Linked DNA regions of Homo sapiens: all the other regions are linked to region 1. A link is a contact called in ENCODE Hi-C or POLR2A ChIA-PET data. All regions are on one chromosome and are shown on one strand. Each heading gives the region's core, a stretch centred on a gene start or an enhancer-like site at or near the end of the contact. The rest is flanking DNA. Distances are from core to core; before and after follow the strand shown. Region 1 overlaps RREB1 (ras responsive element binding protein 1). Region 2 has its middle 34 kb from the start of RREB1. Region 3 has its middle 110 kb from the start of RREB1.

The links. Hi-C counts contacts between places; a loop is a spot of excess contacts on that map. ChIA-PET counts read pairs that join two places held with the same protein, here RNA polymerase II (POLR2A). Pooled maps may share reads with other maps.
Region 2: a map of B cell shows a loop between it and region 1 (2.2-fold over the local background). The contact joins two enhancer-like sites. A Hi-C loop is called at or near these places in 7 of 168 maps with a recorded cell type or tissue (B cell, CD4-positive, alpha-beta memory T cell, GM12878 and 4 more), 36 of 37 single-sample maps with no recorded cell type and 19 of 50 pooled maps. POLR2A ChIA-PET finds 5 or more read pairs at or near these places in 8 of 52 experiments (GM12878, HepG2, Panc1 and 5 more).
Region 3: a loop to region 1 is called in a pooled map, with 2.2 times the contacts of the local background. The contact joins two enhancer-like sites. A Hi-C loop is called at or near these places in 1 of 168 maps with a recorded cell type or tissue (Right ventricle myocardium inferior), 1 of 37 single-sample maps with no recorded cell type and 3 of 50 pooled maps. POLR2A ChIA-PET finds 5 or more read pairs at or near these places in 2 of 52 experiments (MCF 10A and activated naive CD4-positive, alpha-beta T cell).

What each region holds. Positions count from the first base shown.
Region 1 is chr6:7,237,117-7,241,436 of GRCh38, reverse strand. RREB1 (ras responsive element binding protein 1) reads right to left here. Exons shown (of 13, transcript NM_001003699.4): 11 at 835-999. Among named protein-coding and RNA genes, the nearest start is that of SSR1, 74 kb to the left of the region's middle. Within about 2 kb of position 2,441, at least 17 of the 41 ENCODE cell types and tissues checked have a DNase peak (open chromatin) inside an H3K27ac peak, as active enhancers do.
Region 2 is chr6:7,071,399-7,075,890 of GRCh38, reverse strand. No RefSeq gene overlaps it. Among named protein-coding and RNA genes, the nearest start is that of RREB1, 34 kb to the left of the region's middle. RefSeq lists an enhancer at 1,992-2,231. Within about 2 kb of position 1,955, at least 5 of the 41 ENCODE cell types and tissues checked have a DNase peak (open chromatin) inside an H3K27ac peak, as active enhancers do.
Region 3 is chr6:6,995,903-7,000,461 of GRCh38, reverse strand. No RefSeq gene overlaps it. Among named protein-coding and RNA genes, the nearest start is that of RREB1, 110 kb to the left of the region's middle. Within about 2 kb of position 2,186, at least 2 of the 41 ENCODE cell types and tissues checked have a DNase peak (open chromatin) inside an H3K27ac peak, as active enhancers do.

The DNA of each region.
Region 1 (4,320 bases), core at 1,192-3,691:
TGATGCTGTCCCTGTTACTAATCAGTGCCAACTGGCGGGATATCTAAGTGGCCTGCAGCAGGCTGGCTTTCGTTTTGTTTGCTCTTGGGGGTGAGGATGGAGAACCCCAGCAGTCCGAGCGGATGGAGTGTACTGATAGAGGACATGAGTAAATTCAGAAACTATAAGGGAAACAAGGTGGCACAAGACGTATCGGGCAGCCGTTAATTGCTCTGTGGGTGCTGGAGGGAGGAAGCACACATCAGCACAGGAGAATAATACCCGGATTCAGGTCAAGCAGAGATGTGATTAAAGAAAGGACATGCACAGTGCTTTTTCAAACAAGGACAGTCTTACACCGGGAAGAGAGTTATTGAAAAGAAGAACACCGCACCCCTCGTTCCTACAATACCCTGATATCCCAGGGAGCCCAGGCCTGCTCCCGAGGAGGCTGCAGCGGCTAAGGCTCCCCAAACCTTTAGGTTTCACATCCCCTTTAGATGAGTTCATACCCAGGGCTAAAGTTGTAAGCCTTCCCATACATCCCACCTCCCAACATCGGGAACAAAGGCCTCTTCTGCCAAGAGGGTGACAGATCTTCCCTAGCAGCCCCGAGAGTCACCGAGGGGCACTGTCACTGTTTTCTGCTGTCTGTCTAGGCGATCTGACCCAGGAGTTATACTCCCTCCCAATCATCAGCAGGGCCTGCCTTTCTATTAACAGGCTGTGGGCTCTGAATCCTACAGAGAAGTGAACAAGCAGCCCCTCCACAGCTCGGACTGGAGTTTGCTACAATTCTTAACCGAACTCCTCTCTCTCCCTCTTCCTGGGTTCTTGTTCACCTGGCGGCACTACCTGTGCTATCATGGGATCCAACATCACTCTCTTTTGACTGGGGGATAAGCCCGTTTCTTCTCAGGGAACAGGTGGTAACTCCGTGTTTGCGCAACTGGTGGCGTTCACAGTTAGATTTGGTAGAAAAGAAGGCATCGCATTTTTGACAAGGGAAGGGTTTCTGACCTGAAGCAGGAAAAAAAATATATATTTATCTGGCTTTCTACTGCAATGAAATAGAAAAGTCGCTTTTGTTTATTCTCCTGGGATCATTGGCAGTTGTTCCCCCCTCCTCCATCCCTTCAAGAAAATTAACAAAACACATTAGAAAAAAAAAAACCATCAATGACTAAAATGATCATTCTCCCTTTTCCTAAGTTGAATGGAATATGAATTTTTGTCCTCAAAATACTAAAATAAATGAAACTGAAAAATATACATTTAAAGTAAAACAACGGTATTACAATTAAAATATTAACGACAACAAAAAAAAGCGAATGAAGAGATTTTAGAGCACAGCAAGAAAACACCTATATTCTATCACAAAGAGAAAGACGCCCTCTAACGAGTTCTAGTGTGGCAAGGACACCGTAATATGGACACTAGGAAATCCAATGGGGAACCCCTGGGTATCTTTGGGGGCCCATGAAGAGAAGAAGTCAGGGACAGCCCCCAGCCAGGGTGGCCAGTCCCCCTTCCTGGCCTTGGTGGCTGTGTCCCTCCCACAGGGGAACGGGAGCAGTGAGTTCTGACTTCCCAGGACAACTCCTGTCTGACTTGCCGAGACATCCTGCAGTGACCTCTGTTCAAGTTCACTGTGGTCCTAGGTGGCAACAGTCAGGAGATCTTCTCATTAAAGGTTCTTTGTTCCCCCTGCTCCAAGCTTGGTTGCAAATGAGTGACCAATACGTAACTATGTCTGCATTTGATCATGTGCTCCACTCAACAGATGTGCATGTGAAGAGGACATTTTGGCAGCCCTGCCTCGCCCCTAGACCCATCCCAAACGCACAGATGGGTGAGCCACTGAGAGAGGCACAGTCCCCTCCTGCTTTGGTCTGCCTACCCTCTCCTTTTACTTGGATTCCTTTTGTGCTGTAAACATCATGTTTCAAAATGCAATAGAAGCTCCTCTACAACTTGTCCTGGGTTTGTGCGGATGCATGTGAGGGAGAAAGAAAGCACAAGGGAAAAAGGAGGTGGAGAGGAAAAGAGAGGAGGAGGGAGGGGATCAGGGGCCTTCAGGAGGCGGAAGTTGGTGGTGCATCACTTGTGTATCACTGAATTCCTCCCTTTCCCCCAAGTTGCTGGAGTCCAAGGTCCCAGTTGCTAATGTTACAGGGTAAAAGGTTTTGTGTGTTAACCAACATGACTTCAGAGCTGGGGCCCAGTACTTTTGTCTCATAACCCTAGGATTGCCACAATTAAACACAGCTCCCTGGAAACACAGATCACAGGGGCCTCTGGCGTTAGATTAATGTCGATAGAAGCCTGAACTAGTGCAGGTGCCCAAGGCCACGCACTCCCCTGTGAATGCACAGCAAGGGCCTGGCACCTGGGGACCAGCCAGAGGGGCCACGTGTTTTCCCAGGGGAAGGAGGGACTAGCCTTAACCGGCACTGGCTGTGTCACACGACTCCAGGGGGCGCCATTCATACAGAGCCTGAAGGTGTGGACCTGGCACCGCCCCCATGACAGCATGGCCACAATTTCACATCAGGAGTAATAATCAGAGACAGGGGACATTGATTCCCTCCTGAGCTAAAAGACCCTTTAAGATGATGCTTACAAATCTCCTCAGGCGCTTTTAAGAATAAAGATGCAACAATCAAAGACAACAGAATTAGAAACCCGGAAAGGGCAGAATCAGACACCCAGAAATCCGGCCTGTGTGCTTCTGAGTAGCTCCACAAGGCAACCTGAACAAAAGTGGAGAACCCCACTGACTGTTTTCAGGGTCTCCTCATATCATTCTGCAGGTGTTTTCTGCAAAATTTATTTTTAAAACATCCACATTAAAAAAAAAAAGTGTGACTAGTTGTACAGTATGTCAGTGTTCATGGTGCGTCTTCCAAATTACTTCTTGTGGTCATGTGCGGTGGCTCACGCCTGTAATCCCAACACTGTGGGAGGCCAAGGTGAGCAGATCACTTGAGGCCAGGAGTTCAAGACCAGCCTGGCCAATACGGTGAAACCCCATCTCTACTAAAAATACAAAAATTAGCTAGGCATGGTGGTGCACACCTTAATCCCAGCTACTGGGGAGGCTGAGGTGGGAGGATTGCTTGAGCCTGGGAGGCGGAGGTGGCAGTGAGCAGAGATTGTGCCACTGCACTCTAGCCTGGGCGACAGACAGACTCTGTCTCAAAAATAAAATAAAATGAAAAAAATTACTTATTGTTTTTCATTTAAAATTGAACACAGTATTTAATAATTTCAAGTAAAAATAAAGTACTTTTAACATTTTATTGTCAAAAGGTAACACTGCTGCTTCTCTGAGTCTGGCCAGATTGAGAAAAGAACTGGGCCAAGAGGAAAACAAGTAAGAAGCTACTATGATAGGATTCTTGATTTCAAAGAAAACAATCGGCTTCTCGCTCCCCCCTGTCACATGGTTTACTCTGTAATTTTCACACTGGTAAGTGCGTCACCTTTACAGTTGGTTAGGACTGCCAGGCTGACGTCCCCATGAGAAGGTCCCTATTAATGCTAAATTCAGAAAACAATCCATGATGTGAAAGTATTGCATCAAACTACAAAGGCTCCCAAAGTGACATAACAACTCACATGAGTCATTAGAAGCTCACATTTCACTGCGTAAGTCTGACATTTTTACATAGTGGTGGGCTCTCTGGATTGCAGGGATGCAGGAAAACGGGCCCGTTTAGTATTTTATAATAACGCAGGTTTCAAAAACACTTGTTGGCCAGCCATCTATATAGAAAGTAGCAAATGATTCTATTTATTTGGTAGCTGCCACGAATAACTGCTTTAGAAGGGGATTTGTAAAAGCACCTGTAACCACAGTGAGTTACCTGCGCACTCAGGACCTACAGCATTCTGCAAGCCCCAACGCGAGCGCTTAAACCATCAGCCAGCTGGGCAGAGTGGCTCATGCCTATAATCCCAGCACTTTGGGAGGCCAACGGAGGTGGATCGCTTGAGCCCAGGAGTTTAAGACCAACTTGGGCAACACAGTGAGACCTTGTCTCTATAACAAATAATAATAAAAAAAAAAGGCCGGCACGGAGGCTCACACCTGTAATCCTAGCACTTTGGGAGGTCGAGGCTGGTGGATTACCTGAGATCGGGAGTTCAAGACCAGCCTGGCCAATGTGGTGAAACCCTGTCTCTACTAAAAATACAAAAAATTAGTTGGGTGCAGTGGCGCGCACCTGTAATCCCAGCTACTCTGGAGGCTGAGGCAGGAGAATCGCTTGAACCCGGGAGGCAGAGGTTGTGGTGAGCCAAGATCACGCCACTGCACTCCAGCCTGAGCTACAGAGC
Region 2 (4,492 bases), core at 706-3,205, 170 kb after region 1:
GCCCAGAGTGATCCTAGTGATGGGGCCATCTGGGTCACTATCAGAGGGATGGCAGTTCTCTTCTAGAAAACAAAATCCTATTTGACGAAAGCAGAAAATCCAGCGGATGAAAGCCAGGGTCCAGAGAGAGATACGCATTGCCTTCATATCACAACCATGAGGCCGAAGCCATATGACCACAGGCAAGTCTCTTCACATCTCTAAGCCTCAGTTTCCTGTTCAATAGATTATTCATAGAATTTAACCCAGTGGGGTTCTTGTGAGAAATTAATGAAAAAAATACACCTAAAACATTTAGCACACAGCCAAGATAACAGATAACAAGATAACAGCTCTCTGGACAGTAATTCTGTCAGCACCGCTCCCCCCAGCCCTAATCCAAGTCCTCTCATTTATGCACAGGCATCTGCTAAGAAGTTTCTAGTTTGTCTGTATAACTTCCTGTACATCCCTCCCTTTTGTGGAATACCTGTCCCAAGCCACGGGGACTCTAAATGCTCAGTAAGAACTTGCTAAAAGAATGAATAATTTATAAGGGACCTAATATAGCACCAAGGCATGATTATGATCCAAGCAGACTCTTTGGGCCCATTTGTGCCAGAGACTCCGTTATTTTGTAATTAACAAATATCGTGAATTTGCTTTGAAGATTGTCAAAGAACATGACAATTCTGCCTCAGGTGTTTGACTCAGGGCAAAGCATTTAAACTCTATGTGCCTCAGTTTCCTTTTCTATAAAGTGGGACTAACAATAGTAGCCTACACATAGGTTTAAATGTGAAGTGCCTGCCTGACACATGGCACTTAATAAGTGTTAGCTATCTTATTTCATTTATTTTATTTATTTATTTATTTATTTATTTATTTATTTTATTCATATAGACATGCGGTTTCACTATGTTGCCCAGGCAGGTCTCAAACTCCTGGGCTCAAGCAAACCTCCTGCCTCAGCCTCCCAAGCAGCTGGGACTAAAGGTGTGCGCCACAGCATCTGGCATTAGATATCTTATTTTAAACCTGGTAAAAAATGTTCCATTAGGCCAGGCGCAGTGGCTTATGCCTGTAATCCCAGCACTTTGGGAGGCTGAGGCAGGTGGATGACCTGAGGTCAGGAGTTCGAGGCCAGGCTGGCCAACATGGTGAAACCCTGTGTCCACTAAAAATATAAAAATTAAGCCTGGCACGGTGGCTCTCACCTGTAATCCTGGCACTTTGGAGGCTGAGGTGGGCAGATCACGAGGTCAAGAGATCGAGACCATCCTGGCCAACATGGTGAAACCTCGTCTCTACTAAAAATACAAATATTAGCTGGGCATGGTGGTGTGCGCCTGTAGTCCCAGCTACTCGGGAGGCTGAAGCAGGAGAATCGCTTGAGCCCAGGAGGCGGATGTTGCAGTGAGCCAAGATCACACCACTGCACTCCAGCCTGGGCAACAGAGTGAGACTTGGTCTCAAAAAAAAAAAAAAATTTAGTGATAATGTAGTGATGGATAAAAATCTGAGCCCATAATACCTTCATCATTGTTAGTAAGTCCTGTTTGACTGTCAGCACCACCAGGGAGTCAGGAGACTCAACTCTCTACCTCCTCCTCTTCCCACTGTCTTATTCCCTTAGTCTAGATCAGGCCCTGGAATCTGCATTTTAAATATCTTCCTTGAGTGAGTTGGACACAGGTCGTCACCAAACTGACACACATATGAACAAAAAAAAAAAAAAAAAAAGAAAAGAAAAGAAAAAATACAGACAAATATAGCCCTGGAACTTAATGAGGGAACTGGGCCAAATCTTGGGTGATTCCCCTCTCCCTCGAAGAGAGGGATTTATGGTTTAGGTAAAAACCATTAAGAACACATTGGTTTTTTTCATTGGTTTCACTTTGAGTTTCTGCCTCCTGCAACCCAAAACACAATCATACAGAGCTTCGCAGCGTGGGTCTGGGCCCTGCGTGAGCAGGGCCACGTGACCGAGACTGCCTGTGCTGAAGAGCTGAAAGCAGAGGAACACACAGGCAAGGGGAACCTACAGATATTTCCCCCTTTACTTTCTTTTCTTTTTTTAAAAAAACTATAATCCCATAGAGACATATGTGACAAGTCTGACAAATGGACAAAGGAATGACGCTTGTTCTCATTTAGAAAAAGCTTGCTGATGCTGGATGTGTGTCAATGCACAAAGCTGTGGCTCGAATAGCCAAGGACATAGCATGTTTTTTTGTTTTTGGTTTTTTTGTTGTTTTTTTAATAGATGAGAGCTTCCTATGTTGCTCAGTCTAGTCTCAAACACCTGACCTCGCCTTCTTATGTGCCAGGACAACAGGCCTGAGTCACCGTGCCTCCTGACATAGCATCTTTCGTACAGGATTTAGGGAAGCATGAGAGCACTGGAAATAAAACCTAAATGGTGGGTGAGCTATAGGTAAACACTGAAATATCATGATCTTATTAAAAAGAAAATAGTGAACCCAAAGAACCTGATATACAAGAGAAAATGAACCAGGCTGCCAAAATCCTCTGTTTCAACAACAGAAGTCAATGGGATACAGTGGTTTAAAATCATGTAAAGTGAGTAAAATGTTCAACCCTGTGAGAACAGAGCAGTAATCGTGATGGGCCATCAGCCAGATAAAAGTGTCCATATTTCTGGTCCCAGGCAGTATCTCTCTCTCTCTCTTTTTGTTTTGTTTTGTTTTGTTTTTTTTTGAGACGGAGTTTGGCTCTTGTCGCCCAGGCTGGATTGCAATGGCACAATCTCGGCTCACTTTAACCTCCACCTCCTGCCTTCAAGCAATTCTCGTGCCTCAGCCTCCTTAGTAGCTGGGATTACAGGTGTCCACCACCACGCCCGGCTCGTTTTTGTATTTTTAGTAGAGATGGGGGTTTCACCACATTGGCCAGGCTGGTCTCGAACTCCTGACCTCAAGTGTTCTGCCCACCTCGGCCTCCCAAAGTCCTGGGATTACAAGCATGAGCCACTGTGCCCAGCCTCCAAGCAGTACCTCATGCAACACAAGTATTTAAGTATTTATCAAAGATGGTCATAATCAGCTCTTAAAACATACTAACTAAACACAACACTGTACACAGAAACACTTAAAAATACCACTTATAAGAGCATCAAAAGTTTTAAGGTATTTTAATATATTTTAAAAGTTATATATATTCCTATATATTATATGATATGTAGGAATATTTACTATACACTAATACATATGTAATATAATATATTCTACGTATGTAGGGAGATGTAGGAATACACACAGTTGCAGCATTTCAGTCAACAATGGACTGCATATATGACAGGGGTCCCATGAGGGATAGTATATACACATTCCTTATAACACCATATTTTCACTGTACCTTTTCTATGTTTACATATGTTTAGAGACACAAATAATTTCTGTTGTGTTACAGTTGCCTACAGTATTCTGTACAATAACATGCTGTACAGGTTTGTAGCCTTGGAGCCATAAGCTACATACCATATAGCCTAGGTGTGTAGTGGGCTATACCATCTAGGTTTGTGTAAGTACACTCTGATGTTCACACAATGACAAAATCACCTAATGATGCATTCCTCAGGATGCCTCCCCTTCGTTAAGTGACACATGACTGGATTGTATATTCTACAGGTCAAGTTTTATAAAGAAAACCACAACGTTCTTGGGGCATTGAAGAAGATATACATAATTGGTGTTCATGCACTTATATAATTTTACTATGTGCCTGAGACTATTCTGAGCACTTTGCACATATTATATGCAAGACATGTAATCACCTAATCCTCTCAATTACCCTATACAGTAGGTACTATTATGACCCTATAAGGTAGGTACTACTACGATCCCTATTACACAAGTGAGATAACTGAGACACTCTAAGGTCAAATTCTCCAGGGTCACATGGCCAGTGAGGAGCGGAGCTAGGATCTGCACCCAGGAGGTCTGCCTCCATCCTTTTAGCGATTCTGCACACTGCCTTTCAATGTGGTACACTCTATTGTAAACGTGCTGGTTCTCCCCACATTGGTCTACAGGTTCAGTGCAGTCCTAATAACTCCAAAAGATTCTGTAACAGAATTGGAACTGTTTCTAAAATTTACATAGAAGCACAAGAGGCCAAGAACACCAAGACATCATTGAAGAAGAACAAGGTGGAAGCACATGCCCTCCCAGATGGCATGACTCCTTAAAGGCTGTCATAACTAAGACAATGTAGAGCTGGATCTAAGGTTGACAAAGAGACGGACAGCACATAGAGAGCACAGAAACAGACGGAGCACACATGCATGACACAGGTGGCATTCCAGAGTGTGTGGGAAAGATGGAAGCTGCAATAAACAGTGCCTGGACAAACACATATCTATTTAAATGAAAACTGAAATGGACCTCTACCTTCCAACATTCATAAAAATCAGTTTCAGATGAGTGAAATACCATATAAGAAAATGTGAAAGGGGAAAAAAACTATAAAGAATAGAGGAGAATATCTTCAA
Region 3 (4,559 bases), core at 937-3,436, 240 kb after region 1:
CCCACCTAATTTTTGTATTTTTAGTAGAGATGGGGTTTCTCCATGTTGGTCAGGCTGGTCTCAAACTCCCGACCTCAGGTGATCTGCCCGCCTCGGCCTCCCAAAGTGTTGGGATTACAAGCGTGAGCCACCGCGCCTGGCCAGAATGTGCTCTTTTCCTTCAGCCTAAGTATTCCGCACATTTGGGAGCCCTGTCCAAAGGGCTGCCACGGCACCACGGTGGCTGCTTCTGTGGAGCAGCTGCTGAGGCATCCTACTTCTCCTTTGGGTCTTTTGAGGTCCACCCTTTGTTTGTGTCTTTGGTCAGTGCTGACCATGCAGAAGCCACGTCAGAGAGAGCCTGGCTACCCCGAGGGGTGGTGCTGGCTTGTGACCACCACACTCTTAAGGGTTATCCTCAGCTTTCTAGGACCTGAAGCATAATGTTGTCCACTCACCCAGAACTCTTCCAGCTGCGCAGCTTTTGCTAACAAAACTTTTCAGGGAAGGATCATCAGCCTGCATGTCAAGAGCTGCGTATCTTCCCAGGGACTGGGGAACCCATGTTCCCAGCACCAGTGCTGCTTAGTGAGGGGGGAGTCAGAATAGAGGGAGCTGAACCCCAGGACCACAGCTGCCCCTCGAAACCATGAAGTCCTCAGGAGGCTTGCTGAATTGAAGCTGCCATACCCCATGCAGACGGCCTCCATCTGTTGCCAAAGCTCTTTCAGACAGGTTCAAATACAGTTAATTCAGCTACACCTTTCCCTAGATTAACTGTAGAGTTAACTATATGAAATTGCCATATTTGTGGGTCAAAAACAGTCCAATATTACAACTTCATGTAGTTCCACCTAGTAGTTTTCTTTTAAAACTTTCTTTTTTTTATTTTTTTTTGAGATGGGTTATACTCTGTCACCCAGGCTAGGATGCCATGGCGAGATCAGGGCTCAATGTAGCCTCGACCTCCTAGGCTTAAGTGATCCTTCCACCTGAGCCTCACAAGGTGCTGGGATTACAAGCATGAGCCACTATGCTCAGCCGCTTTTAAAATTTTCTTTTTCTTTTTTTTTGAAACAGAGTCTCACTCTGTTGCCCAGGCTGGAGTGCAGTGGCACGATCTTGGCTCACTGCAACCTCTGTGTCCCAGGTTCAAGTGATTCTCATGTATCAGGCTCCCTAGCAGCTGGGATTACAGGCACACACCACCATGCCTGGCTAATTTCTGTATTTTTAGTAGACATGGGGTTTTGCCGTGTTGGCCAGGCTGATCTCGATCTCCTGACATCAACTGATCTGCCCACCTCAGCCTCCCAAAGTGCTGGGATTACACGCGTGAGCCACCATGCTCGGCTCTTTTTCAATTTTCAATTTTCAATTTTAAACTTCTAAAAAGCAAAAGGTTGCAAAAACAGTGTTAAGAGGTCCCATGCACTCATCACTCAGCTTCTGCAATGGTGACATCTTATGTAGTATTATATGCTGATCAAAACCAGGAAATTGGTATTGGCATCATACAGCTAATTAGTTTACAGATCTTGCAATGAACTGGTTTACAGGCTTTGCTTAGATTTTTACCAGCCTAATGGCTTTTGGGGGCTACCTCCTAGTGACTTCCACACTGACACTAAACAATCTTTTACAGTCTATTTATTTTACAGATAACAGATCACTTATTTTGTTTTTAAGTTTTTGCAAATATTATGTTCTCAAGATAAAAATTCAAATGATATAATTTTGTATAAAATAGAACACGAGAGCTTCCCTCCTCTCTTTTCTCTCTCTCTGTAGAAGTAGCTACCATTGGAAAGCTGATGTAAATCTATCTTTGCTTTTTCCTATGGATACACACACACAAATACATATGCAATTTCTTTTACAAAAACAATCATATTTTATAAACGTTCTCTTAATATGTTATGAACAAATTAATTGCAATAGTACCACGATTTTTGTTTATTACCATTTTCTTTTATTTGTTTCACTGAGTGAAAGATCAAGTTCTGAGAGTGATTTACTCTGCCCTGGCAAGTGAGTCTTGAGTGCTCTCCTTTAATCCGGCCTCCACGCTGCAGATGACAGTGTCTTCCTGGCAGGATATTCTGTCTCTTTGTCATTTCAGATTCCCAAATTGATTGCATCATTCTCCACCAGAGCCCGAATTTCTGCTATGACCTCTGCAGCTTCTGGGCTGCTCTGCTCCACTCCACTCACTCACTCTCTCCATCGCGGTCAGCCAGGTTTGCTGACCCATCTATGAGCTTCTTTGAAACTCAGCACATTTATGATTTAGGATTTCTCATCTGTCAGACCTGCATCTCTCCCAAGATTGTTTAACTTGGGACACGGTTATTAAATCTCTGTGGACTTCTGTTTTCTCATCCGTAAAAGGATCACCTACAGGGCTACAGGCTCTAGAGCAGGGGGAGGCACAGTTTTTCTGTAAAGGTCCAGGGAAGCAGGCCAGGTGCAGTGGCTCACACCTGTAATCCCAGTACTTTAGGAGGCCGAGGCAAGAGGATCACTTGAGACCAGGGGTTTGGGGCCAGCCTGGGTAATATAGTGAGATCCCATTTCTACTTAAAGAAAAAAAATTAAAAGGTCCAGGGAAGCAAACACTTTAGACTTTGCCAGCCATATGGTTTTTGTTGCAGCCAATCAGCTCTGTCATCGTGGTGCAAGAGTAGCCACACACGATAGGTAAATAAATAGACAGGGCCGCATTCCAACAAAACTTTACATGTGGACACTGAAATCTGAATTTCATATTGTTTTAACGCACCACAAATTCTTCTTCTTTTTCTCAACTGTTTAAAAATGTAAAGAATGTTTTTGACTCACAGGTGGTACAAAAACAAAGGTGGTGGGCAGGACTTAGCCCATGGGCTGTAATTTGCCAACCCCCTGGTCTAGGAGGAAGCACCTAGGCTTTGGGGTCAGATAAACTAGGATTTCAGTAGCTTTTGTTATCTATCTTTTGTCACCTGCTAACTGTGTGACCTTGAGCAGGTTATATAAGCCTCTTAAACTTCAGATCTGGAAGGGTTGCTATAAGCATTAGAGATAACCTATGTAAAGTCTGTGACACGCAGAGGGCACTCAGTAAGTGCGAGTTCCTTTTCCACGTGCTTGAGGATATTTCCAAGACTAGAATTCAGTAACCCAGAGCACAAAGTCCATTTCCATTGTAAAGCGTTTTGGGGTGAAGATGACTGAGAGGTGTGTTACACTGGTTTAAACATACTCTGCAGATTCTTTGGCTTAATTGCAAGTGTACACATGTGTGCATAGAGATTTTATGTTTACGCACAGATCCCATGCCCCTCCATGGCGACAGGGAGCAAGTGACCTCTCACAAGGGGTCCTGAATTTTAGATTGTACAGGAGATGCCTCCAATTTAGTAATTTCTTACTCTTTTATAACTTTATAGCAATTTGTGGCATGCTTCTTAAATCAAGAAGTTTCAACAAAATAAAAAAAATCAATATGCATTATATATTCTATAAAAGAGACACTTCAGTAACTCAAAAAGTCTATGTTCTTCAAGTGCCCCGCCACAAAGGGTTATAGCCCTTGGATGAAGCATCTTTCTAGTCCTCTTCTGAACTTACCCACTTTCCTGTTCAGACAGGCCCCATGCTGGGACATTTCAACCCACTGTAGAATTTAAAGTGACTTACATGTTGTCGTAGTCCATTTTGTGCGGCTATAACAGAATGCCTGAGACTCAGTAATTTATAAAGAAGAGACATTTATTTCTCAGTTCTGGAGGCTGGGAAGTCCAAGATCAAGGCTCCAGCATCTGGCAAGGGCTGCTCTCTGCTGCCAAGATGGCACTTGCTGTGTCCTCTGGAGGAGAGGGACCTGTGTCCTCACATAGCAGAAGAGCAGGAAGGAATGAACCCACTACTGAAAGCCCATTTTGAAAGGGAACTAATTCATTCATGAGGGCAGAGCCCTTGTGACCTGAAGATCTCTTCAGAGGCTCCACCTCCCAACACTGCTGCATTGGGGATTAAGTTTCCCACGTATGAATTTTGGGAAACACATTCATAACATAGCACATATATTATTTCATTCGACACCTAGAACTGGTTTTATTAGTATCTTTTTGTGTGATGGAACAGGCTCAGAGAGGTTAAAATGATTACCAACAGCACACAGCTGTAGGAGGAACTAGAATGCAGACCCTGGATTCCTGGTCTAGTCCTCTGGCCAATGTGTGGCCTTCTTCCAACACCACTTCTAAATATTATATTTGGTCCATTTCACCTCTTTATTATCTAGTTTTTGAAGATATGGTCTGTATCTTTTTTGTATTACATGAGAGATTCTAGACAGTTTTACCTAATGCAGTTTTCAACAAATACAGACACTCCTCTACTTACGATGAGGTTATGTCTGGATAAGCTCATCCTAAGTTGAAAATATTGTACCTTTTGTTTTGTTGTTTTCTGAGACAGGGTCTGGCTCTGTTGCCCAGGCTGGAGTGCAGTGGCATGATCTTGGCTCACTGCAGCCTCCACCTCCCAGGCTCAAGTGATACTCCCACCTCAGCCTCCTGAATAGCTGGCACTAT